Regions from separate parts of the Mus musculus genome. Here region 1 is linked to region 2. A link is a contact called in ENCODE Hi-C or POLR2A ChIA-PET data. All regions are on one chromosome and are shown on one strand. Each heading gives the region's core, a stretch centred on a gene start or an enhancer-like site at or near the end of the contact. The rest is flanking DNA. Distances are from core to core; before and after follow the strand shown.

Region 1 (7,163 bases), core at 3,677-6,176, 47 kb after region 2:
GGTTTCTCTGTATAGCCCTGGCTGTCCTAGAACTCACTTTGTAGACCAAGCTGGCCTCAAACTAACAAATCTGACTGCCTCTGCCTCCCAAGTGCTGGCAGTAAAGGTGTGCGCCACCACGCCCGGCTTCTTGTGTTTTTTGTTTTTGTTTTGTTTTTTGAGACAGAATTTCTCTGTGTAGCCCTGATTATCCTGGAACTCACTCCATTGACCAGGTTGGCCTTGAACTCCAGAGACCCGCCTGCCTGCCTGCCTCTGCCTCCTGAGTGCTGAGGTTAAAGGTGTGCACCATTTGCTTGGCACAAGATGTATTTTCAGAGGGAAGTGATTGTGGTTCGCATGACTAAGCCAAAAGATGGATAAATGGATGGATGGAGTGAAGTCAGCTTCTCAAACCTGGTACCAAGAACTGAAGCCTCCCCCATCCTACTCTGGTGGAGAATTGAGGAGAAAGAGACAGAGAGGGAGAGGTGAAAAGAGAAAGAAAGGGATAGATGGAGACAGAGAAAGATGGAGGGAGAAAGACAGAGAGACAGAGGGAGATAGAGCCACATAGACAGAGACACAGAGAGAGATGGAAAGAGACAGACAGAGACACAGAGAGAAAGAGGAGAGAGGCTCCACCTCAGATGAGGGTGAAGAAAGGGGCATGACGAACTGTGCCAGTGAGGTGGGGTCTGTCAGAGATGGACTCACATTGTTCCAGTTCTTTGTTCATTGAGAGCTCACTTCTGCATCCATAACTAAAGCCAGAGCTGAGGCTCTGGGATGGGCTAGCCTTAGCTCACATGTTAGTCCTGCATTTACAGGACAAGACCTGGCACAGGAGGAAGATGCTGGGGACTAACACGGAATGGGAGGAAGAGATGCCCAGATGGTTGTCAGGTTGGAACTGGGCAGCCATCCCAACGTGTGTGTGACCGTTGCCTCGGCTGAATTTAGGAGCCAAAGGTCGCAATTGCCCTGTTTTTAGAACAGCAGGAAAAAGCATCTGCTTCAGACTTGCAAAATGGTAACTTTCCACAGAGACAGCCCAGGCAGGTGAGCAGGGAGGCCTCAAGCCTCCTGCACCTGCAGTCTGTAGCAGAGGCTGCTGCCTCTCATGGCCTGGTGGCCATACTTTTAAGATGAAAGCAGTCCTGGGGGCACAAGTCTTCCAGTCATTTTCTCTGACAAAAACTAGGATCATGACAGAAGTTAAGCTGAGAGGAAACAGCAAGCTTGTGCCATGGACCCAGGGCGGCAGAAAACAGCCATGCAGGCAAGCAGGCGGGCCAAACAAGGCTCCTCCCTCCAGCCTCTGTCTAAAGTTGGCAGAGGAATGTTCAGAGCTCAGGAGTTGGGGTGAGGGGTGTTGCCAAACAGAGACGCACTGAGCAGTTTGGGGGACTGGAACATCCATTGGTAGAATGAGGAGAGGCCCCAGGCAGGAGTTCACCCCAGCTTTACCCACCCAGGTGTACAAAACCGACGCATGGCCTTCCTAGATCAGACACAAACACCCAGACGAGTCTGGATGTGGCCCCAGATTTCCACCATTGGACTTCGGCCTGAGTATTTAATATGCAAGTACCACGCATGTGTTTAGTAGTCACTGCACTTGTCCACAGAACATGCAGAAGTAGCTGCTGGGAAAGTTTGGGAAAGAATGCAGACTTAGTATCCACCTGCCTGGGTGCAAATTCCAGCTCTGACCCCAGCGTGAGAGAGAACAGGCTCAGAGAGGGTCAGCTACGTTTCTGTGGGACCCACATACAGATAAGAGCAGCTTGGAGAGTCCTGATGACTCGCCTGAGTCCCCTCAGGGTAAGAAGAGCCTCGGGACACTCTCTAGGAAGGTGGCAGGTGGCAGCAAATAGCAGCTGCTGGAGAGGCAACGCTAGGAGATGGTGGGAAACTCCCAGACTTCCTGCCTGTATGACGTAGCTGAGGAATGCAACTCAAGGGCGAAGCCCCGATCCCAGGACTGAACCCTGATCCCTGAACTGAGCCCTGATCCCAGGTCTGAATTCTAATCCTTGGACTAAGTCCTGATCCCTGAGCGGAATCCTGATTTCAGTCCTAAGACCAGCTCTTCATGGTGAGCCCTGACCCCTGGGTTAAACCTGCTCCCTGAGCTGATGATCACTGATCTCATGTTGGAGACCTGATACTCGGGCTGAACCCTGATCCCTTCTCATTTCTCAGCCCTCTCAATCCTAGGAGGGCTATAAAAGGGAAATCTTTTGGGAGAATGAGGCCAGTCGCCTCGAATCTACTCTATCTGCTCTCTCCCAAGCAGCCGCTGGCCAGTGCTTTTAACCTGGGTACAAAAGGCTGTTCCAGCTCCCCAACTGGAGAGCAGATGCAGCCGCCAGTCTTCAAATGCTCCTCCCACTTTCAGAAGAGCAGTGAGCCCCTTGAGCTGCAGGCCTGCCTTGTGACTCTCACACTGGGGACTTGCTGATGGCCTGCAAGTGGGATAGGAGAATCCAACTGTCCATGGCCTCAGATAACACATGAGAACTGGCCACATGCTTACACATGGGACACACTCAAATATATGTGTCACTCCTGAGGGTAAGTGTCTGCCCAGAATGAGTTCACCAAATGAGGATTTAACTAGCTGATACCCTTAGGGCTATAGCTGTATTCCTCTTGGATGAGGGAACCCTGTAGGATTAAAGGTCAGTCGCCTCCCAGCAGGAAGTCCTCTAGTAGGACCTGGAGGTTTAGAGCCCTAAAGGCCCTCTTTCCTGGCAGCTCTGGGCCTGACATTTTAGCAAGGGTAGCCTAGGTGTCAACACGGTGTCTTCATCCTTGCCCCTTAAGCTCACTGCTTTTTTTTTTTTTTTTTTTTTTCCCAATAGGCCCTGGCTGTCCTGGAACTTTGTGGACCAGGCTGACCTTGAACCCACAGAGATTCGCCTGCCTCTGCCTCCCAAGTGTTAGGATTAAGGACAAGCCCTGCACTGGCTCCTGCCATCAGTTTTATTGGTCTGGGGTGGGGGCTGGGGGAGGCAGGTGGACTCACATCTTTATGCAAGCAGCCAGGGGCCGGTTCACATGCTCAGGAGACTCCAGGAAGGCCTTGAGCTTGGGTCGGGATTTGAGGCGCGCCACATAGGCGGAGAACAGGGGAAAGTCATTCAAGTAACCAGGAAACAGGAGCTCGAGATTCAGAAGCACGTCCAGCAGGCGGTAGTCCGCGAAAGAGATCTACAGGACGGGGGAGTGACAGGGCTGGAGCTGAGGCAGGACTGGGAGAAGCGCCACAGAGCAAAGCACTGGATGCTCCCTGCTTCTGCCTCTGCATCTGGCCTCAGTTTACCCCTCTGAGAAAGGATCTGGCAATGAGTGGGTGGGGAAAGGCCTACCCAATGCTCACCTGGTCACCAACAATGAAGGACTGGCCACCCCTGTTCTGGGCCAGGAGAGTTTCAAATGGCTTCAGGTGTCCCGGAAGCTCCTTCTGATACTGGTCCTTGCCCTCCTTCTGTGGTCAGAAATGTGCAGCCAGAGTGACCGAAGTGATCTCCCTTTCCTGCCCACCACGCTTGGTCACTAGCCTGTGGCTCCTACATACCAGGATATGGCGATACTGCCGGGCAATGCGTCTGAATAGGTCTTCCAGTCCATCGTTCACCATGTCCACCAGTGCTGCCTCTTGTTGGTCTTTGCCATAGAGCCCTGGGTCAGCGGGCAGGCAGCAGGCTCAGGTTCTGTACTTGTCCCTACATGTCCACTCAGTCTCAGCCTGGGTCTACTCTCTAACCTTAATTGGAGGTCTTCCCTGCCTACCTCTGGGATGTCATTAGAAAAATGATACAAGTTGGAAACTCACAGCCCTGGCTGTACAGACAGCGACCGCCCAGCAGCACACCAGTAGCCTTCTGGAACCTGGGCCCTGCATGATCCTCTAGGGTGACCCAGGTGGGACATTGGTGGCTGCAGGTGAGGCAATTCAAAGCCCCAGGACATTTTGAGGAACATCTCAGGTGTCTCTCAGGGCTTGGCTTCTGGACTCACCGAAGGAGCGGCCCAGGTGCCGTAGGATAGTATTGGATTGGTACAGGGTGAGCTCTCCATCCTGGAACTTGGGGATCTGTCCAAACAACTGGGAGAAGATCCCTCTGTAAGGGGTGCTGAACCTGGCTGCCCCCAATCCTAGACACAGCACCCTAAGGCTGCGCCCCAACCGAATCCCCAAGGGGGAGAGGGAGACAATTACTCACACAGGAAGCCTTGAATGTGCCTTGCTCCCAAACATCCAAGGTCACCACCTCCTCCTTCCAGCTCTGGCCCTGGTCAGCTAGAAGCATGCGCATAACCTCACAGCGCCCTGTATGGGGGTGCAGGATGAGGACACAGCGAAGAGATCTACTCTCAGAGCATCCTGGGAGAGTTTGGGAGAGTGGAAAGCTGACAAGAGGACTACACTAGCTTGGGAGCCTCATAGGGAGGGGAGATATGTGGTGATAGAGGCCATGTCCTAACATTATCTTGGAATGCGAAGACCCAGCCCCACCATGGCACAGGGAAGGAAGGAAAAGTGACAGACAGTGCAGCTATCTACGGAGGCTAAGAGGGCAGTCCTGGCCCCACCAACCACAACTGTAGTCCTGCCCCAGGTCTCTGTCCCGGCCCGGCCCCAATACAGTCTTGGTCACGCCCTTCCTACACCACTGTTGGGGATTCCCAGGAATGACCCAGAAGACTATTGTTTGTGCCCTTCGTCTTGAAAGTGCTGAGGCCACACCTCGGGAAGGGAAATAGACGATGGTGTAAGGTGGCACTAGGAGAGATAGACAAAAAGCACGATGAAGGAGGACCTTGCCTGGGCTGCAGGGCCAAGGAGCGGTTAGTAGCAGGGGTGAGGTGGGGGTATAATTGCCCCCGCCCTTGCCTCCAGGTTTCTCCTTACTGTTGGGCGGATACAGTGTGGTGCAAGCTCAGCAGGAAGAGAGGAAGTGATCGGGGCCTTATATTGACAGGAAGACTCCACCTCCTCAGACATCCCACACTGCCCCAGAAACAGACCAAGTCCTGGTGTTCAGTGTACCAGCTTCCTGGCAGACGTGGTGGGGGAGGGCAGACTCACCTTTCTATCTGTGGTGCAATATGCTACTGGAGTTTTGCAAGAGGCACACATGGTCACATGATAAGCCTCCCACTTAACACGCCCAAACCACTCGGTTTCTTGTGTGCTCAGGGGTTTGGACAGTGCCTTATATGCAGGTAGGCCTCTACCAACAGTACATGGTATAATAATAAGTGCTCCTTGTAAAAATAAGGCAATGTAGAGGAGCCGTGGTTAATCCCAGCACTTGGGAGGAGGCAGAAGCAAGAGGATCTCTGAGTTCAGCCCAGTCCGTCTGGTCGACAGAGTTCCAGGACAGCCAGGGCTCCAAAGAGAAACCATGTTTATAAATGACAAAAAATAAATAATAACAATAACCATAATAATGGCAGTGTCACCTGGAGTGATGGCACACACCTTTAATTGCAGCACTCAAAGTACAAAGGAAGGTCGGGCGGCACGCCTTTAATCCCAGCACTTGGGAGGCAGAGGCAGGCAGATTTCTGAGTTCGAGGCCAGCCTGGTCTACAAAGTGAGTTCCAGGACAGCCAGGGCTATACAAAGAAACTCTGTCTCGAAAAAAAAAAAAAAAAGTACAAAGAGAGGCAGCCCTTTCGAATTCAAGGCCAGACTGGTCTACAACCAAGATCACCAAGCCAGCCAGAGCTATATAGCAACCAAGCCAGCCAGAGCTATATAGCAAGAGCCTGTCTTTTCAAGAAAAGAATAAAGGGATTTAAAAAAAATTTTTTTAAAGATTTATTTATTATTATAAATGAGTACACTGCAGCTGTATTTAGACACACCAGAAGATGGCATCAGATCTCACTATGGGTGGTTGTGAGCTACCATGTGGTTGCTGGGATTTGAACTCAGGACCTTTGGGAGAGCAGTCAGTGCTCTTACTCGCTGAGCCATCTCACCAGCCCTAAAATTTTTTTTAAATATTTATTTATTTATCACATGCAAGCACACTGCAGCTGTCCTCAGACACACCAGAAGAGGGCATCCAATCCCACCACAGATGGCCGTGAGCTACCATGCAGTCGCCGGGACCTGAACTCAAGACCTCCAAAACAGCAGCCAATGCTCCCAACCACTGAGCCATCCCTCCAGCCCCCCCTTTTTTTTTAAATAAAGGGATTTTAACTAATGAACTATCCCCTCCTCTCTTGGTGATGCTATAACAGAAAACTCTTAGCAAAGAGTTAAGCCTTACATGTACCAGTCCTCAAGGCTAGCACTGTTCCTTGTTTGTAGAGAAATTGAAACAAAGAATTGACGTGGCATGCCCAAGGTCACTCAGCTAGTAAACAGGATTTAAACTTGTTTGGTCTGGTTAGTTCCCTGGGAACCTCATGTCTGTCTGTCTGTCTTCTATCTATCATCTATGCATCTGTCTATCTATCTATCTATCTATCTATCTATCTATCTATCTATCTATCTATCTATCATCGACACTGTGCTTCTCTGTTCTCTGTGTAGCCCTGGTTGACCTGGAACTTGCTCTGTAGAGCAGGCCAGCTTCAAAACCATAGAATGCCACCTGTCTCTGTCTCCTGAGTGCTGGGATTTAAGGAGTGTGCCAGTACTGCCAGGCTGGGAACCTCACTTTTTAAATCCATTTTCCCCCTTTGATACCTTTTTGTTGAAGGGAACAGACTATGTCACTTCACAATGTGCTTCTGTAACATAAACCGTACCACTGGAGCAGGGCATGACAGTGCAGAGCTGGACTCAGTGCTGTGAGCACCAGGATGGAAGGTGCTGAGTGAAGCTAGCCTGGGCTGCATAGGGAAACTGAAAGATTTTCGAATTCCCGGCCCATGTACCAAATGAAAGACCCTCGAGGGAAGACCCTCACTCAGACACTCAAGTCCCGGGACAGCCGCGTACCCAAGAAGACACTGAGACCATACATAAAATGTAGAAGGCAAGATTTAATAAAGCAGCGACATGAAAGCACACAGACCAGAGCTCTGGGGTCGAAATAAAGCAGCAACATGAAAGCACACAGAGCTCTGGGGTCGAAACTCATACACCTTAGCACAGGGTAGAGGAGTCTCGACGACGACTCAAAATTTTCACAAGCTTTTAAAGGAAA
Region 2 (6,947 bases), core at 1,519-4,018:
CATTCACCACCAGATACTTGGGCCTGTGGGGTCCTGCACATCAGTCAGGCTACAGACCCACCAGGACCCAGTTCTCAAACTTCATTCCGTCTACACTCAGAGAAGCCTCAAGGCAGTTGATCTTCTGTGCCCTACCCAAGGCTCTCTTTGTGTCACACCGATGACAGGACTCTGCCTATTTCATCCGTGACCACGTATGTCCACAAGATAAGCCATGTTCTCCTGAGAGAACAAATCCAACATCTCTCCCTGGGCTTCCCTTGAGAGTCAATTCAGTTCTTGGTCGTAAGAGGTCTGCAACCTCTACCACAGCCTTGAGGCTAACAGGAGGTAGAGTGGTTGACTTTTTAAAAAATGAGCAGGTAGTGGTGGTACACACCTTTCACCCCAGCACCCAGGAGGCAGAGATGGGTGGATCTCTGAGTTCAAGGCCATCCTGGTCTACAGAGTGAGTTCCAGGACAGCCAGAGCTACACAGAGAAGTCCTATCTTGAAAACAATATTTCTGTTTATTACATTTATTTACTGGTGGTGGCAGCATGTGCCATAACACATGTGAAGTTCAGGGATCAACTTGTGGGAGTCAGCTCTCTCTCTCTCTCTTTCATGTGGGTTCTAGAAGTGACCTCTGGTCACCAGGCTTGAAGCCAGGCTCCCTTACCTGCTGAGCCATTATGCCAACCGAGTGGTTAACTTTATAATTTGCATTCTAGGTGTCTAGGTGTCTACTGAAGTTGCAGGTCAAAAACTGAACCAACATTATCTTTTTAACTTCTGCATATCATACTCAGACACACACCCATACACATACAAAAGAAAAAAGAAAAAGAAGAAGAAGAAAAAAAGAGGAATTCAAAAGGACCAGATTCTCCAAAGCTTGCTAAGTATTAAAAGGCAAAGGTGGAATTTGAATAATAAGGTCTGCCTAAATGAAAATCTTGTATGGATTGTAACATCTTAAGTCTCTGCTGAGGAAAGAGATAGCTCTTAAGTTAAGGATAGATATATCCTCTCTTACAGCCTGCTAAGTTTCCCAGCATCAGCCCCAAAACCCAGTGATCCAGCAGCCCCTCCTGTATCCTGCAACCAGAGCTTAGGATATTTCCCCAACAAACCTGCCATCTGAGGGCTTATTCATGAAGCTCCACTTGAGGCCAGTGGGGAAGCCAGCACCACCACGGCCCCGTAAACCTGATGTCTTCATCTCACCCAAGATCCAGTCAGGCCCCTTCAGCAGGATCTCCTTTGTCTTGTACCAGTCACCCCGTCTCAGGGCACCTTTCAGCCTGGACAGAGTAGGAAATGATGTGAAGGAGAAGTCCTGCTCTGGGACCCAGCAGGCCATGGGCACTGTCTCACCTCCAGTCATGGCGCCCATACAGGTTGGTAAAGATCCGGTCTTCATCCTTCAGTGAGCCAAATGAGGTTTTCTTGGGTGCTGTCTGGGGAGATAGAAGGTCAGGAGGTCCAGAGCTCAGGGACCATGAGGGATTGGGGCAGAATTTTCAGCTTCTTGGGCCTTCCTACATATGAGGAGCTGGGCCACAGCAGGGGTAGAGGCTTCAAAGTCTTTGAAACATTGTAGCTCCCGACCACCATTTATATCAGTCCTTCCTGTTTAGAAGTTACAGAGCTAAACACTCTCAACGTTTCATCCCAATTCATCCTTGTAACATTCCTGGGATAGGATATTTCCTCCATTTTCCAAAGGAGGGGGGGGGGGCTCTAAACAAAAGGAACTTAGGGAAGGCCACAAAGCTAAAAGCAGATGGTCCCCACGGAGCCATGTCACACTTCAGCGACAGCACCAGCATTGCTTCCCCAAGACCAGCATAGATTTGTCTGACTCTTCCACTAGAGCAAAACCTGGCTAGGAGGGGCTTGATCTCCCTAACTCTGCTGAAGAGGTAGTACGTGGTCACTGATGGAAGAGAAGTGCCTCATTGGGGCTGGGGAACAAAATGGATTTGGGGTCTGAGATAAAGGAGAGGTGTGGACTGGAATGGTTCACGACTTGGTAGAAAGTGACCTGACATCCACTCCTACCTCCTTAAAAGTACTTCTCCTCAGGTGTAGTGGTGGATGCCTGTGGTCTCAGGAGCACCCAGAGAGGCTGAGACAAGAGGACCAACACTAATTTGAATACAGCCTAGAACTATATAATGAGCCCCTATCTCATAAAAAAAAAAAAATTCACAAAAGCGTTTTCCGGTCACTACTGGAAGCAAAATACTGTCGGGGGGTTGAGGAGATACACATCTTTTTCAAAACTGTTTTCTGAACTTTGAAATGGGGCGAAGACCCTGATACCCGGTAGGGCTGCGAGGAAGAAATAACAGATTATCTAAGACGCCTCAACACCTGCAAACCCTCACCCCAAGACGGGGTTGTTAAAACAAGAGTAGCTGGACTGGACATCGTCAGCCTGGAGTTGGGACCGTTAGTTTTTATCCAGACCGGGTGGTAGCTCGGAGAGGAGAGGACTCTGCAGAGGGGACCACAATCCCGCTCGCCGCTCGCCACTCCTCCGCCATAGGCGTGGGCCTGAATCAGGGCGGGCTCACCGTGCCGCTGCTGAAACGCACAGATACCCGCACGGGAACCAACCCGCCGAGAAAATGCCGTGCCGCTAGCATCGCGGGAGCCAGACGGGTCACCTCCGGCTGTCACCTTCACAACTCCGAACCGCGGGACCGGCGCGACAGAAACACACGGGGTGGGGAGCGCACAGGAAGTGCGTCACACATCCGCAGCCAGTGGCGTGTCCAGGGACCTCCGTTCCTTTGAGCTCTGTCCTCGGCCTCGCCCACTAAAGGTGCGCGGGCACAGAGACCGGAAATTTACTCTCGTGCTAGGCCTTCTGGGAGATGTAGTCCAGCTTGCCCAGACTCTCCTTTCTCGGAGACTCTTCCTTTTCCTAGTAAACCAGGCTCACGTGTCGCCCTCTGCTGGATCCCAAGTATTCCACTTCCTACAGACTTTGCGTCTAGTTGACACCAGCTATATATGCACGAATGGAAGCTGGTGAGAAAATTAGTTGGACTACAGCGGAATCGTCCTGATCTGGTGTAATTACGCTGAACTAGCCGAGCCCTGCTGAACTAAGCGCTCCCCCTGAGCATCCGTGTGCCTTGGAGAAGTACTCATTAACAAAAGAACCGGTGAGGTCCCTCACCTCCCACAAAGCTGCCCCAGAACCTTTGCATAGGACTTCTCAGGGCTGTGTGTCTGTAAACCTTTTAGAGCAATGCAGAGACCAGGGATGGTCAGTGAGTGTCACAGGCTCCCGCCGATGCTAAAAGGCTACTCCCTCCCCTTATCAGGGACCCCTTGGGGCTCTAGTTACACACTGCAGCCGGACTCCTGTCTTCAGAACCCAGCTCTAGAACAAAAACGTTTTGCTTGTTTTTCTTTTAAGATAAGTTTCATTTAGCTCTGGCAGGCCTGGAAATCACTATATGGCGTAGGCTGGCTTTCAACTTGCTGTGAGCCTTTGACTTCCTAATGCTAGATTCAAAAACCAGCCCCAGATATAAGAGTTTAAGAGTTTTCTTCCTTCCTTCCTTCCTTCCTTCCTTCCTTCCTTCCTTCCTTCCTTCTTTCTTTCCTTCCTTCCTTCTGCTTTGTCAGACAGAGTCTTACTATTCCCCTAATATGCTTTAAATTGAGCCTACAAGCTCACTTGGATGTCTATCTTGGTAATGGGAGACCTCAGCATGCTGGACTTCTGCAGAATAAAGCATTCTTTGTGTTTACATAGTATTTGAGTCCAGGGTATCAGGGGTCAGAAGGAGGGCAGCAGCATCATTAGACTACTTCATGCTTATTATGGGCGTCAGTTCCTTGGGGCAAGCCTGATCTTTACTGTCAGGATATCTAATTATTTCCTTTTCTTCTTTCTTCTCCTCTTCTTCTTCTTGTTTCTTCTTTGTGCACAACTACTTAATAACCTCTTGGTGTCCTAGCATTTATATACCCTCTAAAAACTCCACAGAATTCCAAATGTCACATCATCACAGAAACTATCTACAGCTGGAAAAATCATGTCCTTGCTAGAACACAAGGCAAATCATAGTCAGCTGCTGTGGACAGTCTGAAGCAGCTCTATATCCTCACACTTAGGATCAAAACAAAAACACATTCTGATAATATTTCTGTGGTTTTTTTTTCAAAGAAACCAAAACTCCAAAATTGTCACTACAATGTCTGACTTAGAAGTGTAGTATGTAAGAGACAGATGAATACCTGTTTGCTCAATACTGCCCACAGTGTGTGCTGGTCAGAAGGGTTTTTTGTTGGTTTGTTTTTTAACTTGCCATAAATTAGTCATTTGAAAAGGGGGACCTTTGACTAAGGGATTATTTTCATTAAGTTGCTGGTAGGCAAGTCTGTGGGAGCATTTTTTTTTTTGATTAAGGATTGATGTGGGAAGGCCAAGCCCACTGTGGGTTAAGTCATTCCTGAGCAGATGGTCCTGTATTGTATTAAAAAAAAAAAAAAAAACCTGAACAAGCCATGGGCAAGCAAACCAGTAAGTAGTGTTCCTCCATGGCCTTGGGTTCATTTCTGCCCACAGGAACCTTGAGTTCTTGCCGTTACTTCCCTCAATGAGGGACTGTGACATGGAAATGTATGCCTTTCCTCCCCAAGGTGTTTGCTTGTTTTGGTCATGGTATTTATCACTGAAATAGACAGCAAACTGGGACAGTAGCCCTAGATGGCCTTAACTCCGTGGGGGTGAAAATGAGCGTCTGTAGGATTTCCTCCCTGACTGGGAGAACTGTACCCAAAACCATAGTTTCCTTCCCATAGTGCTTGGCACTCAGCAGGACCCACAGCACTACTGACAAGCCTGTGACAGTCACTGGGTCCATCAGTGCTCCCAGAAGGGGCACCAAGAGCATCCACATCCTGCCTGAAGTGTCACAGCCTGGCAGGGCAGTCCCAGCCCCCCTCTACTTGGTAGAGAAGAGATGCCTGGGCAGAGCTAGAGATTACATAGCTAATCCAGGGCTTAGACCTAAGTCTGTGGATCATTTGGGGGGGCAGGAGGAGGGGTAACAGTGTGGAGCCAGGGCATCCCAGACCTTCCCCCATCCCCCATCCTAAGTACTCAGATCAGAGGGAGAAGTGCCAGGGACAAGATGCAGGTCATGGAAGTGACAGAAATGGAGAGTGGAGGACAGGACCCACATTCATCTAGTGTCAAGCTCAGCACCAAGTGCTTGCCATGTGTTATTCCCTTAAGTCTTCCACATACATCAAATAGAAGTGATTGACCCCATTTTCAGAAGCAGACAGTGTGGCTCTGATGCCACTCGGGCCTCCCCAGCTGGGTACAGGTGCCAGTGCACTTGCTTACCACGCTGCTTGAGTAAAGGGAGTCTGAGGTGGAGGCAGGAGGATTGCTACGAATTCAAAACCATCCTTGCATATATAGTGATACACAGGGAGACCCTTTCTCAAGGAAAAAACGTTTTTTTTAAAGGAGGCAGCAGGAGATGCTCCTTAGCTTGCCTGGAATGCTCAAGGCCCTCCCGGCCTTTGACCTCAGTAAAGAGGTGAGTGTCACGGAAAGGCAGAGAGAGGACAAGGAGACACAGAGGTCAATTAGCTGGTTGTACAGGCTCACACTTGTAACTCCAACACCTGGCAGACTAAGGCAGGATTGCCTTGTGTTTGAAACTAAGTTAGGCTAGAAAGAAAAAAACATTTAAAGGTCCATTCTGGTGTCATTTCCTAAGCAGTTTCCTCTGGAGGGTCCAAGGCCTGGTGCTCCCTTCTTTCTCAGCCTGTTCCCTGCTGTGTCGTTATCTGACCGAGCCAGCTCAGTCAGTCAACAGGGTCTCAAGCAAGGGCGTGAGGATTGAAAAAGAAAAACAGACAACATTATCACATGACTCCAGCCCACACTGAGGCTGAAACAGCTTTGTTTCTTACCAGCCTGCTTTTATATCATTCCAGGTATATCTAAAACACATGGTGAGTTCTTAGATCAAAAAGTAATCAAGTAGCCGGGCGGTGGTGGAGAATGCCTTTAATCCCAGCACTCGGGAGGCAGAGGCAGGTGGATTTCTGAGTTCGAGGCCAGCCTGGTCTACAGAGTTCCAGGACAGCCAGGGCTACACAGAGAAACCCTGTCTCAGAAAACCAAAAAAAGAAAAAAGAAAAAAAAGAAATCAAGTGAAGTAGTAAACAAGGAGATCACACAAGGAAACAATTAAGTGGTAAGCGAAGAGATCACATAAGGTAAGCAAAGCAGTAAACAGAGCCCATGGTCACGGTTTCTAATATTATTATCTGAGCCTACTTCCTTGCCTAAGCCCAGTGACGAATGCCAAATTCCTAGACGTGGAACCAAAAGCTCTCAACAGTTATCTGTCTCTCTGACTTCTGTCTGGACACTGGGCAATATGAGGGGCACCTGTCATCTCACATCTTCACACCCACTGTCCCTTCCAGTGGACACTCCTTTTCCTACGTCCACAGGCCCTTCATCATAGCCATGGCTCTTTATCTGCCACCTGGAACCTTTCAGGTCCCCTCTAATTCATTCTCTATAAATGTGGAACCAGCAGACATTTATAAATCCCAGGTCTGTTTTCCACCCCCACCCCACACACACCCTTCCCACCAGCCAGAAATTCTTCACAGTTCCGGGGCTGGAGAGATGGCTCAGTGGTTAAGAGCACTGACTGCTCTTCTGAAGGTCCTGAGTTCAAATCCCAGCAACCACATGGTGGCTAACAACCACTAGTAATGAGATCTGATTCCCTTTTCTGGTTTGTCTGAAGACAGCTACAGTGTACTTATTTATAATAATAAACACATCTTTGGGCAGGGACTGAGTGAACAGGGCCAACTGGAGCAATTAGGGTTGACTGGAGCAAGCAGAGGTCCTAAATTCAATCAAAACCCAATAACCACATGAAGGCTCACAACCATCT

The links. Hi-C counts contacts between places; a loop is a spot of excess contacts on that map. ChIA-PET counts read pairs that join two places held with the same protein, here RNA polymerase II (POLR2A).
Region 1: POLR2A ChIA-PET joins it to region 2 with 34 read pairs in embryonic stem cell. The contact joins the promoter of Gstp3 here to the promoter of Ndufv1 in region 2. A Hi-C loop is called at or near these places in 21 of 37 maps with a recorded cell type or tissue (CH12.LX, Patski, T-helper 1 cell and 7 more). POLR2A ChIA-PET finds 5 or more read pairs at or near these places in 5 of 5 experiments (Patski and embryonic stem cell).

What each region holds. Positions count from the first base shown.
Region 1 is chr19:4,054,521-4,061,683 of GRCm38, forward strand. It overlaps Gstp3 (glutathione S-transferase pi 3), which reads right to left and starts at 4,927. Exons shown (of 7, transcript NM_144869.3): 1 at 4,904-4,927; 2 at 4,739-4,774; 3 at 4,215-4,321; 4 at 4,009-4,096; 5 at 3,566-3,669; 6 at 3,368-3,475; 7 at 2,953-3,198. The coding sequence starts at 4,904. The coding sequence ends at 3,010.
Region 2 is chr19:4,009,987-4,016,933 of GRCm38, forward strand. It overlaps Ndufv1 (NADH:ubiquinone oxidoreductase core subunit V1), which reads right to left and starts at 2,769. Exons shown (of 10, transcript NM_133666.3): 1 at 2,565-2,769; 2 at 1,360-1,442; 3 at 1,116-1,286; 4 at 1-23. The coding sequence starts at 2,636.